Regions from separate parts of the Homo sapiens genome. Here region 1 is linked to region 2. A link is a contact called in ENCODE Hi-C or POLR2A ChIA-PET data. All regions are on one chromosome and are shown on one strand. Each heading gives the region's core, a stretch centred on a gene start or an enhancer-like site at or near the end of the contact. The rest is flanking DNA. Distances are from core to core; before and after follow the strand shown.

The links. Hi-C counts contacts between places; a loop is a spot of excess contacts on that map. ChIA-PET counts read pairs that join two places held with the same protein, here RNA polymerase II (POLR2A). Pooled maps may share reads with other maps.
Region 1: a pooled map shows a loop between it and region 2 (6-fold over the local background). The contact joins the enhancer-like site here to the promoter of DTD1 in region 2. A Hi-C loop is called at or near these places in 3 of 37 single-sample maps with no recorded cell type and 5 of 50 pooled maps. POLR2A ChIA-PET finds 5 or more read pairs at or near these places in 1 of 52 experiments (Panc1).

What each region holds. Positions count from the first base shown.
Region 1 is chr20:18,726,682-18,732,463 of GRCh38, forward strand. All of the region lies in intron 4 of DTD1 (D-aminoacyl-tRNA deacylase 1), which reads left to right. Among named protein-coding and RNA genes, the nearest start is that of DTD1-AS1, 31 kb to the left of the region's middle. RefSeq lists an enhancer at 1,520-2,043. Within about 2 kb of position 1,995, at least 3 of the 41 ENCODE cell types and tissues checked have a DNase peak (open chromatin) inside an H3K27ac peak, as active enhancers do.
Region 2 is chr20:18,584,116-18,590,315 of GRCh38, forward strand. It overlaps DTD1 (D-aminoacyl-tRNA deacylase 1), which reads left to right and starts at 3,939. Exons shown (of 6, transcript NM_080820.6): 1 at 3,939-4,000. The coding sequence starts at 3,958. It overlaps LOC124904878 (a long non-coding RNA gene), which reads right to left and starts at 3,350. Exons shown (of 3, transcript XR_007067547.1): 1 at 3,310-3,350; 2 at 1-129. RefSeq lists enhancers at 1,110-1,404, 4,076-4,575, 4,416-4,475 and a silencer at 3,766-4,305.

The DNA of each region.
Region 1 (5,782 bases), core at 745-3,244, 140 kb after region 2:
AGACTTAGTCCTGGGGGTTTTGATACCATTCCCAATACCTCTTCCTCCCCTTGCCCCCTTTCTTGGGGGACAGACACCTACCACACTGCTCTTCCCCGTTATGGTAATTAATACCATGCATTGTACTTTTGCTCACAGTCCAGACCCAGGAGATGGGGACACAGTGTCTTCTTAAGATGCTGCTTACTTATAGGGGCCAGAAAGGACTCTCCTTGGAGCTGACTTTATCTTTCCCAGAGAAGGGAAGTGGAATGCTGGAGACAATTGAAGAGTTACCAATCTTTGCATTCCAGGCACCTGTTGGCCTTGGCTGGCTGAGAGTCTGTGAGGACGGGTGGACTCTTGGGTGCTGGGACCCGTGGCTATGGGGAATGAGCAGAGTGACAGAGGAGTCCTTGGCAGGTGCTGTGGTGAGGTAGCAGCTGTAGTACCTGGGACTTGGCCGCGTGCCTGGAGGCCTGGGCAGGGCCCATGGGTGGGAGCAGAGGGGCCTGCCTGAGCTTTGGAGCTGCATGACAGAATGTGGATTCCCCCACGGCTCCCGGGGGTGAGGTGTTGTTTAGTGGGAACCTGGAGGGCAGCCTCAGCCCAGCCCTGAGAGAAGACTAGTGTGAGGTGGCTCAGAAGCCCCAGGCATGAATGTAGGCTTGGGCAGGAAACAGGATGAGGTGGTAGGGCTGAGGAGGGTTTAGAATTCCTGGAGGGTAAAGTGCAAGGCGAGAGGAAGTGGGTGGCGAGGAGACTGGTGAGGCTGTTTGAAGCTGGGTCTGGGTGGACTTCTGTAACACCTTGATGATGCTCTTCGGCCCTGAAGGAGAGGGCGGCCCTGGAAGGGATCTGGGTGGGGAGAGACGTTATTCTGTAATGAGTTTTAGTGAGATATTCACATGCCACACAGTCCGCACATGTGAAGTGCACAGTTCATGGCCTGTAGTTCATTCGCAGAGCAACCATCACCATGAGAAGACCCCTGTTTTTAGCTGTCACTCTCCCCTTCCCACCATCCTCCCCAGCCCTGAGCTGTAGATTTCTCTATTTTGGGCATTCCATGTAAAGGAGGGCACACAGTATGTGACCTTTGTGCATGGCTTCTTTCACAGAGCAGAGCATCATCGGTGTTTGTCCATGCCATGGCACGTGTCAGCACTTCAGTCCTTATTTCCATGTAATCTTCCATCATGTGGATATAGCACACTTCACTCACCCACCTAGCGGTGGATGGGCATTTGTGGGAGAGGTGGCCTAGGGTGAAGCAGAGGGGAGGCTGATGGAGAAGATGGTTTGTTCACTGTGGAAAGGGGGTTCCAGGGAGCTTAGGTGAGAAGGGGCTGAAGGAAAGGTAGCAGTGGCAGGAACATTGTGAGTGTGTGGGATAGGGGATGGGAGGGGCATGGGTAGGACCCTGGAGGGGTTTTCAGTCCCTTCATGGACTTGGAGACTGTCAGCCCCTCCTGGCCTTCCTGCCTCCTTGGCTGGCCTTGTCTACTTGCTGAATACTGGGGACCCCTCAGCCGGCAAGAGGGCCCTGCCTGGGCAATGGGCTAGCTAAAAGGTCCCCTGGAGTGTAGGGAAGAGGGCGGGGCCATCACCCTGAGTTTGGCTTCTGGTCAGTGGCACAGCAAGACCTGGCTGGGGGATGGGAGTCAGCCCATCTTCAAAGCCACTCGAACTCTGATTGAAAACCGTGCTCCCTATGAAACCTCAGTTTAAGATAAGCCCTCTAGCCCAGCGCTTCCTAAAGTTCAAGGTGCACAGGAGTCCCGTGGGGATCTGTCAGAATGCAGATTGTGGTTCTGCAAGTCTGGGTGGGGTCTGGGAGTCTGCATTCTGACAGCACTTTGGAGATCTGCCATTGCTGCTCCCAGGACCAGCCTCAATTCCAAACAGGTCGTTGCTCCTCAGTCCTATTTCGGTGTCTGGATGTGGGAATCTGTAAGTAGGGGAAGTGGAATAACCAAAGGGATGTGGCCCTAAGGTTGTCAGATCTTTTTGAGGCCTCATTTGCATAGGAAACTCACAAGAGCAGCTGTTGAGGCTGGCAGCAGTGCTTTCTCAGAGCACAAAGCAGTGCTCATGTGGCAGGAAAAGCCCCTGCCTGGGTCCCCTGGGTCTGTCTGGTGGTAGGTGTATTTTGAGTCAGGAGAATAAAAATAGTAAGATGGCTCTGAGCATTGCATCCATTCTCCAATTTCATTGTTAGCACACTTCCTCCCAGGAGTGACAATTCCTGACAGCATCCTGAAACTGAATTGAAGCTAATGACAAAGATACCTGGGAGCTGGGCACAGCAGCTTTTGTTTGTACCAAACCTACGGCCGATGCTTGCTTGCTTGATTGCTTAAGATAGGGTCTCACTCTGTTGCCCAGGCTAGAGTGCAGTGGTGCAGTCACGGCTCACTGCAGCCTTGACCTCCTGGACTCAAACCATCGTCCTGCCTCAGCCCCTCAAGGGGCTGGGACTACAGGCATGTGCCACCACGTCTGGTGAGTTTTTGTATTTTTTGTGGAGTGGGGTTTTTCCATGTTGCCCAGGCTGGTCTTGAACTCCTGGGCTCAAGTGATCCTTCCGCCTCATGGCTAAGGCTTTTATAGATACATTTTCTTCTACAGAAATAGAGTTCATGACAGTTTTGTCGTGGTTTGCTAACATTTCTTTTCAGAAGTAAATGGCAGTGATAACACACGTTCAATTTCTGGTTCTTTGTGAGCTACTGGTAGATCCTGAAACTGAACAGGCTCAACCATGGCCCCGGGGTATTCAGAGCTGAGATTTCAATTAAATTTGCAGAAGTGTCATAATAATACTTTTGAAGAGCACTTCATTTTCTCTGACAAGCTGCATACTGGAGAATTGTACATTTGTGATCAATAGTGGTTTTATTCCTCTTCAGATATTTTGTGGGGAAGCAAGTCATATATTAGAGCCCTTTGGCAAAGCCATGACTAAAAATGAAGTGTCATCACTTCTGTGCTTTAAAAAATTTATTATGTAATATTTGATAGCTGAAAAGGAGTATCTGTAATACACATGTGTCAAAAGCATAACGACAACACAAACAGCCTAGGTACTGCCTCCCAGCCTAAGAAGCAGAGCGACTTCCATACCCAGGGCCTTCCTGCCTCCTCCCTGCATAGCCTGCCCCTGGCCGGGAATGACCACTGTCCTGCCCCTTATGTTCATCACCTCCCTTCTTCCTTCTCTCTCTGAGTGGCTTCTATTGCACATGTGTGTCCCTAGGCAGGTGGCCTGGCCTTTGTATTTGAGCCCCTCCTCCAGTGCTGTCCTTTTGCTTGTGTCTTTTCTTCTAGGTGGGGCCTGTGTGTGCTCTCCTGTTTCTACCTGCTCCACTGCCAAACAGTCCCTCAGAGCTGACTCTTGTACTCTTCCCCAAAATATATGCTTTTTAATGATGAAGAGATGGGAATTGTGGTTTTTGTTTACTGCAGCCATTTATTTTCCCTATCAACACCTCAAGTGGTAAATCAATCTGTACAGAATATGTCATAGTTTAAAGAACTCTCTTCTTATGGGTATTTAAGTGGTTCCACAGTTTTTACTATTGTAAAAACCAGTGCAGTGAACATCCTTTTGCATGTATCTTTGTGCTTAACAACCAGTTATTTTCCACAAGATAAATCCCAATGGGTGTGAGTGCTGGGTCATAACAAGCATATACTTAGTGCTTTAAAATATGCATTGCCAAATTGCATTCCCAAGGCCCAAATTTATACTCCTATCACCAACATAAAATATTCCTTTCCTCAAACCCTTGCAAAGGCTGAGTATTGTAATTGTTTAGTCCTTATCAGTTTCATGAATCATAAGTTATATCTTATTGTTTGTATTTGTATCAACTTAATTGCTAATGAAGTTGAGCTCTTCTTTTCCACAAGCTCATTAGGCATTTGCATTTATTTACAATTTTTAAATTGATTGTGAATCTGGATTTTGGATCCAGATAAGCTTGATTATCTTCTCGTTTGCATTTTATATTTTCTCATTCAAGAATTAGTTTTGGCATTTGTATAACTCATTTGGCATTGTTACATTACTTAACATAATTTCCTTTATTATTCTCAAGAGGCTGGAACTCTTTTATGAGTCATTTATTCATTTATTTTTTAAGGATGGGAATGATGTTATATTTTCTGAATATTTGCGTGTTTTGGAATGTCTTGGTTGACATAGAATATTTGGGTCACCATCTTTTACTCTCAGACTCTGTGGACATTGTCCTGTCCTAGTGTTTGGTTGACTGAGTTCCTTACTTCTCTTCGTCCATTCCTCTGTTGTCATGCAGTCTTTTATTCACCCAACATATAGTTTGTCAGTGTCTTAGCGTCCTGCCTGTCCACTTGCATTTAGTGGTGTGGAAGGGAAGGTTAGTGCCCTTGTTATGGATCTCCTTTCTTAAATTTCCCTGAGGGTCGATCCTTCCCTTATGTACTGAGCCTTTCGTTAGCTGATGGGATGAAGGATTGTAGCCCTTCTGTAATGTTTTTTCATATTGTCTTTTCTGCATCTGCTCCGCTCCCTCCTTTTACAGTTCCTATCCTACAGATGACTGGATTTCCTGTGTTGAATTTCCAAGTTTCTGCTTTCTGCTTATCATCTTTTCCTCTGGGTATCAGAAAAATGACATGAACTGATTTTTCTGAATCATTAGTTTGGTTTTCTGTAGAACTTGATCTGTTGTTAACCACATCCACTGTGTGTGCTTTCTTTCTCCAATCAATTTAAGTTGTTTATTAAAGTATTATGAACATAATTCAATATCACATAATACCTGAAGGTGTATAATGAAAAATAACACTCTCTGCCTGTTCTCCGCCCTCAATCCTTGTCCTCTTATCCATAAGCAACCAGCTTGAACATATTTTAAGCAATTTCTTTATGTATTTTTTCTCTATTTCTAAATAATGAACTTTTGCTATTTCTTGATTTATTAAAATTTGACATTATTTTTTCATGCTGCTATACAGATGAAGACTCAACACTCTTCACTCCCTACTACTTTCCCTCTCTCCATCATTGTTATGTCATTATTTTTAATTGATTCAATAAGCAATATTTATTGTCTGGACTCTGTAACTGTTATGCACCACAAAGCTGTGTTATATCCTATAATCTTTGTTGCTGTTGTTCAGCCTTTTGCTTTTCTGGGAGTGTGTTCTTCTCTTTCTTTTCTCCTTGAAGCCTTGGGGAATGTACTTCTATTTACTCCTCCTGCTCCCAGGCCTTCGCTCCAGTGCCCCTCTGTGGAGCCCACTCTCTGGAAGCCTTATTAGCTCCCATGTGGGCTACTTGCTGTCCTGGCTGCTGAATGCACGTCCTGCCCAAATTTGGTCTCCACCTTTCTCCCAGGTCATGTCTACTGCTCTTCTAGGTTCCATGTCTTCCTCTCTTGTTTTATTGTTATTTTGTACAATAATTCTTCACTGTTCCAAATCTGCTTGCTTGGCATTTATACAAGGTATAGACCAAGTGGGAGAGGAAAAATGGTTCTCTTTTTCTTAAGACTCTAGTAAATTGAAGAAACATTTTGAATCACTTAAAGAACACTGTTAGTTTAAAATGCTCATGAACAGTGTTCTGTTACCAATTATGCATTGGAATACCAACACTGAAATTGCTTAAGTATCTCCTTAAACTCTGTTACAGTTCATGATTATTAACCAGACATGTGCCGACAGGGTAATAGATGTTGACTAAAGTCTAAAGTTGATGTAGAATCAATAGGTGCTGATTACTTTTGCCTTCTAATAGCTTACGACCTACAAA
Region 2 (6,200 bases), core at 2,689-5,188:
TTCCAGGTGGAGCAAGAGCAGATCCTAAAGTCCTGAGCTAGCAACCAAAGACTATTTGAGGAATTTAAAGGTGGTCAGAGTCTGGATTGTTAAGACTTTATATTCTAAGAGCATCACTTTCATCTGTGCCTGGAGAATGGATTGGAGAAGGACAAAGGGGAGGTAGGAAGACCAGTGAGGAAGGTGTGGTAGAAATCCAAGTGGGAAAGAATGGTGGAGCAGGATGCTGCAGGAGGGATGGAGAGAAGAGGGCACTTTGGGATAGGTTTTGGAGAGGGAGAAGATTTGCTGATGGACGAGATACTTAGGGAATGGGGAAGAGAGCAATCACAGGTTACTTCTGGCTCCAGTAAACAAGTGGAGCCACTTATTTAAGTGGGGATTTTCCAGGTGCGATGGCCCATGCCTGTAATCCCAGCACTTTGGGAGGCCACGGCAGGCGGATTACTTGAGGTGAGGAGTTTGAGAACAGCCTGGCCAACATGGTGAAACCCCATCTCTACTAAAAATACAAAAATTAGCTGGGCATGGTGGCAGCACCTGTAATCCCAGCTACTCAGAAGTCTGAGGCAGGAGAATCACTTGAGCCTGGAAGGTGGAGGTTGCAGTGAGCCAGAACGAGCCATTGCACTCCAGCCTGGGTGACAGAGCGAGACTCTGTCTCCAAAAAAAAAAAAAAAAAAAAAGGTATGACTCTTATGGTGGAGTATGAAGGGCTTCGGGGTTCATTGAACACCAACTGGTGAATTGCAGTTCAACTCTGGCAGGAATCACCTGGAGTTAGAACAGATCCTGCAAGTTTAAGGGTACGTTTCCCAAAAAGATTGCCCCTATTTCAGGTGCCAACCACACTTGGGTGTCCCCAAACCACTTGCACTTCAGACCAACTGGCTACACAGTCAGGAGTATCCATGACTCCCTAGGGTTGATAATGCACTAGAATCACTCATGGAACTGAGGAAAGTGCTGTAATTATCATTTATAGTTTTATTATAAATAATACAAATTAGGACCAGTCAAATGAGATATGTTAGGCAAGGTCTGCGAGAGTACCAAACACAGAGCCTCTGTGCTTTCTCCCTGCGGAATCAGGGCCATTACCCTCCCAGCACATCAATGTGTTCAGCAACCAGGAAGCTCAATGAAGCTTCAATGTCCAGAGTCTTTCCTGGGATTTCATCATGTAAGCATGACTGATTGAATCATTGGCCACAGGTTGAACTCAATCTCTGTCTTCTACCCCTCCCACAGGTTGGGCTGGCTCAGACATCCAGTCACTATTGGTCTTTCCAGTGACCAGCTCCCAATCTGAATTGTCTTGTTAGTAAACTCAGGAATAATCAAGGAGCTCATGAATAACAAAGATACTCCTGTCTCTTGAGAAATTCCAAGAATTTTTAAAGCTCCATGCCAGAAACCCAGAATTAACAAAGGCCAAAGTCTTTATTGTACCATAGGGGTGAACATTTTGAATTCCATTTTAAGTATGTTAACTTTTTTTTTTTTTTTTGAGACACAGGTTTACTTTGTCACCCAGGCTGGAGTGCAGTGGCAGTGATCCTGGCTCACTGCAACCTCCGCCTCTCGGTTTCAAGTGATTCCTGTGCCTCAGCCTCCCAAGTAGCTGGGATTATAGGTGCCCACCATCACGCCTGGCTAATTTTTGTATTTTTAGTAGAGATGGGGTTTCACCATGTTGGCCAGGCTGGTCTTGAACTCCTGACCTCAAGTGATCCACCTGCCTCAGCCTCCCAAAGTGCTGGAATTACAGGCGTGAACCACCACGACCAGCCCAATTTTCCCTTTTTTAGTCTTATTCTTTCAGGAGTGCACAATGGAGTTTTCCAGGGGCTCCGTGACATATAGTGACTTCATTGCTCTGATATTCATATGTAGGGGATTTATTATTGCTATTTTTAAATGCATTGATAAATCCATGTTAACTATTTCTCTTAGTTAAAAACAGTAAACATTTTTAGATATAATCCACCTAAACAAAAGCTATACTTTGTGCCCAATAATTTTTAAGAATGTAAAGGGATCCTGTGATCAAAATATTGAGACCTGCTGATTTTTCAAAAACTCAAATTTTACCAGTTGTTCCAATAATAAGCTTTTCCTTTTCTTGATTTTTCTGGCCAGGATACCACCCAGGTTAATTTAGTTTTCCTGTCTTTTTTTTTTTTTTTTTTTTTTTTGAGACAGAGTCTTGCTTTGTCACCCAGGCTGGAGTGCAGTGGCACGATATCGGCTCACCGTAACCTCCGCCTCCCGGGTTCAAGCAATTTTCTTGCCTCAGCCTCCCGAGTAGCTGGGATTACAGGCATGCGCTGCCATGCCTGGCTAATTTTTGTATTTTTAGTAGAGACGGGGTTTCACCATGTTGGCCAGGCAGGCCTCGAACTCCTGACCTCCAATGATCCGCCCACCTTGACCTCCCAAAGTGCTGGGATTACAGGTAGTTTTCCTGTCTTTTAAAAAGTCCACGGCTGGGCGCAGTGGCTCATGCCTGTAATCCCAGCACTTTGGGAGGCCAAAGCGGGCAGATCACCTGAGGTCGGGAGTTCGAGACCAGCCTGACCAACATGGAGAAATCTCATCTTTAATAAAAATACAAAATTAGCCGGGCGTGGCGGCGCATGCTTGTAATCCCAGCTACTCAGGAGGTTGAGGCAGAAGAATTGCTTGAACCCAGGAGGCAGAAGTTGTGGATAGCCAAGATCACACCATTGCACTTCAGCCTGGGCCACAAGAGCAAAACTGCATCTCAAAAAAAAAAAAAAAAAAAATCCTCCTTAATTCTCGGAATCCTACCTGGTTATTTTGTAGAATGTTCCTCAATTTATTTTTGTCCTATGTTTCATCATGATTGGATTCAGGTTATACATTATTTGGCAGAAATACCACAAGATTGATGTTGTGTCCTTCCCAGTGCAATATCAGGAGGCACATGATGTCTTGTTACTGGTTATGTTAACTTTGACAACGTTATTAAGGCAATTTAGTATTCAGTATTTAACAAACAAGCACACTAGTTTGTAGTCTTTTCTGGGCAAGTGAGGGTTTCTTCTCAATTTCAGTGCCTTTTCTACGCCCACCAATGCTATTAGTCACCTTTAAGGTGAAGACTGCTGAGATGGAATTATTTTTAGCAATGATAATAATTTGTTGGGGTAATAGTTGTACAGCCCTTTGCTGCCATCTAAGCACTTTTACGTGGTTTGGTTCATTTAAATCTAACAACCCAGTGAGGGGGCCAATTAGTAGCATTTATATTACATGAGAAATTAGAATTCTAGAATCACATACCTATTTATTATCATGACATGGCTAAGTCGAATTAATAGTGAGATAGGTAAATGGCTATTTTAGGCAGCAGATCCTTTTGTATGTGGTATCTGAAAAGCCACTGAGGCAGGAAGACAAGGAAGAAGAATTTGGGAGGATCTGCGTGCAGAGGAGTGGAAGAGGAAAGAGGAATACAATTAGAAATAGGATTCAGGCTGAATTTAAAGGCTTAGTGATGACGGGTTCTTAGGTTCGGGTATGTGGGAGAAAAAAACCAGCATAGAGACTACCTTCGGGGCAGAGTGGGTTCTGGGCACTGGGTAGGGGCTGGGCCCGGGATGGGGGGATCAAAGGGCTCTGGCGGGACCCAGATGTGGATGGGGCAGGGCCGAGCGTGGGGACTGGGCTTTTCAATGACGGGCGGGGTTACGGTTGGGCAGCAGGTGGGCGTGGCAGGCATAGGCGGAGTCAATCTATGAGTGGGTGGGCCTATCGCCAGGCCGAGAGTGGGCGTGGCCGACGTGGGGTGGGTAGCAGCCGACCGAGTCGGACCGGCCAGTTGGGCGCGCTTCCGGGTGTCACCTCCAGAGGGCGCCGGCTGCGGAGCCGCCCTCAGAGTCGCGAGGCCGGACGCAGCGCGGCGCCGCCCCACTCGCCCCAGCCGCCGCCATGAAGGCCGTGGTGCAGCGCGTCACCCGGGCCAGCGTCACAGGTCAGTCGGGCGGGGCCGGGCCCGGGAGGAGCCGCCCCTGACCCCCGCGACCGGCTGTCTTGCGTGGGGGGTCTTCCTGCGCCATCCTTGGGGCCGCTGCGGCCCCTCCGCGAGCCTGGTCCCCTTCGCGAGCTCGGTCCGCGCAGCCGCGAGTCCCCAGGGCCGGCTTCGGGGCAGCGCGGCGGCCGGAGAGCCCCCTGCACGTGCCCGACCGGCCCCGGCGCGCCCCTGGCTTCCGGCTCTCGGCAGAGGGTGCAGGACCAGCGCGCCTCATTCTCAGCACCTTTGTCCTGCGTGCGGGATGGCGGAGCCTCGGAGCATCTCCGTGGTCCGCTCTTCAGGGAGTGTTGATGAACCACGCTTAGAGCATTTCCGGAGCAGGCACTCCTCCCTTTTCACTGCTGTATTTTAAATGTTCAATTTTTGCCCATTTTTACGTATTCCAATTTTTATGGGGCTTGACTCAGGATGAAATGCACAGATGCGGAGAGTTGCTCCTTGGGCTGAGCTTTGACAGTTGCGTGCACGTACGTGACTGGAGCCTAGGCTGGATGAGGGGCGCCCCCTGCCCAGGACGCCCCTCGCCCTCGCCCGCTGAACTCTGCGCGGAGGGGTCGGGATCTAAAGAATTCAAGATGAAAACATTTCTCTTTTTCTTGTGGACCAAGCTACCCGACCCCTGGTCATCACTCAGCACTTTCGTCTCGGTTGGGCATCAGAGGTCCAGATGATTAGTGTAGATAAAGTAGTCGTTTTAAGAAAACCACGGTACGAAAGATATTTTTTAAAAAACATTTAAATGACAAGCTTTATATTGTCTTTAGTCTTTTCTGTCTTTATTGGCACAACTATATTGTTTCAGTTCAAATAATTTCAGATATCCTGTCCTTGGAGCCAGTCTGCACCAAATATGCGTTCTTGTGTCCACAAAAGTATGAATTAAAAACAAAACAGGCCGGGGGCTGTGGCTCACACCTGTAATCCCAGCTCTTTGGGAGGCCAAGGCGGGCAGATCACCTGAGGCCAGGAGTTCGAGACCAGCCTGGCCAACATAGAGAAACCCTATCTCTACTACAAATACAAAAATTAGCCGGGAGCGGTGGTTGGTGCCTATAATCCCAGCTACTCGGGAGGCTGAGGTAGGAGAATCGCTTGAACCCGGGAGGCAGAGGTTGCAGTGAGCCGAGATTGTGCCAGTAACCTCCAGCCTGGGCGACAGAGCGAGACTCTGTCTCAAAAAACAACAAACAAACAAAACCCCAAAACAAAAAACAAAACAAAACAAAAACAACAAAAAACCCTAAAGAAACAACCAAACCCACCAAAACCGTATATTTAAATCTAAGAGTCTATTTTTCAACCCCGCCTAATGATTTCTAAGCTGTTCTGGTAGCTTTGGTTTTGGAAATGGTCCTGGAATAATAGGGAATAGAGTAGCACTGGGATTTAGGAATTTTAAAGCTTTTATAACATTTCTGTAGATATTTAAATTCATGAAAACTGGGAAAATTCATAGATGAAAGATGTTTTGCATTATTGAGAAGAACCTTGCAGTCTGCTGCTGTGTGTGGTCGTCACTGACAGATTTAAATTTTGATCTCTCTCCTGAACTCTCCATCCTGCTAATCTGGAATATTGAAAATGTGTATTCTGTGAGATGTGCTGAATAAGAGTTTGGGTTATTTTGGTTCACTATTTAAGTTATATGCTTTCAGTTAAAACAACCAAACCTGCATATTAAAAAAGATAAGGGTGTTAATTATGGGAAAGTGTAAATAATTCGGGAATTCTGGGTTGGGGAACTGTGGAATTCTGTTAGAAGGGCCCTCCACTTATGCAGGCCTTCTAGTTGCATTGTAATGGAAAGGGATTTTCTGATTCCTTTAAAATGTGGCTGGTTTCACTGAAATGTGGCTGTGTTTGAATGGCATTTTATTTTAGGGGTTCTAAAATGTTAACTTCCTGTTTTATGGTCAGGACAGCATAGATTATCAGGAGTCACACATTTTATTTTATTTTAAAATAGTTGGTTGACTTCACATTTATTTTAAATTTATGCATTTATGGTTTGTTTGTTTTAGAGATGGGGTCTTGCTCTGTCACCCAGGCTGGAGTGCAGTGGCACTATTATAGCTTACTACAACCTCAAACGCTTGGGCTCAAGTGATCCTTTAGTTTCAGCATCCTGAGTAGTTAGACT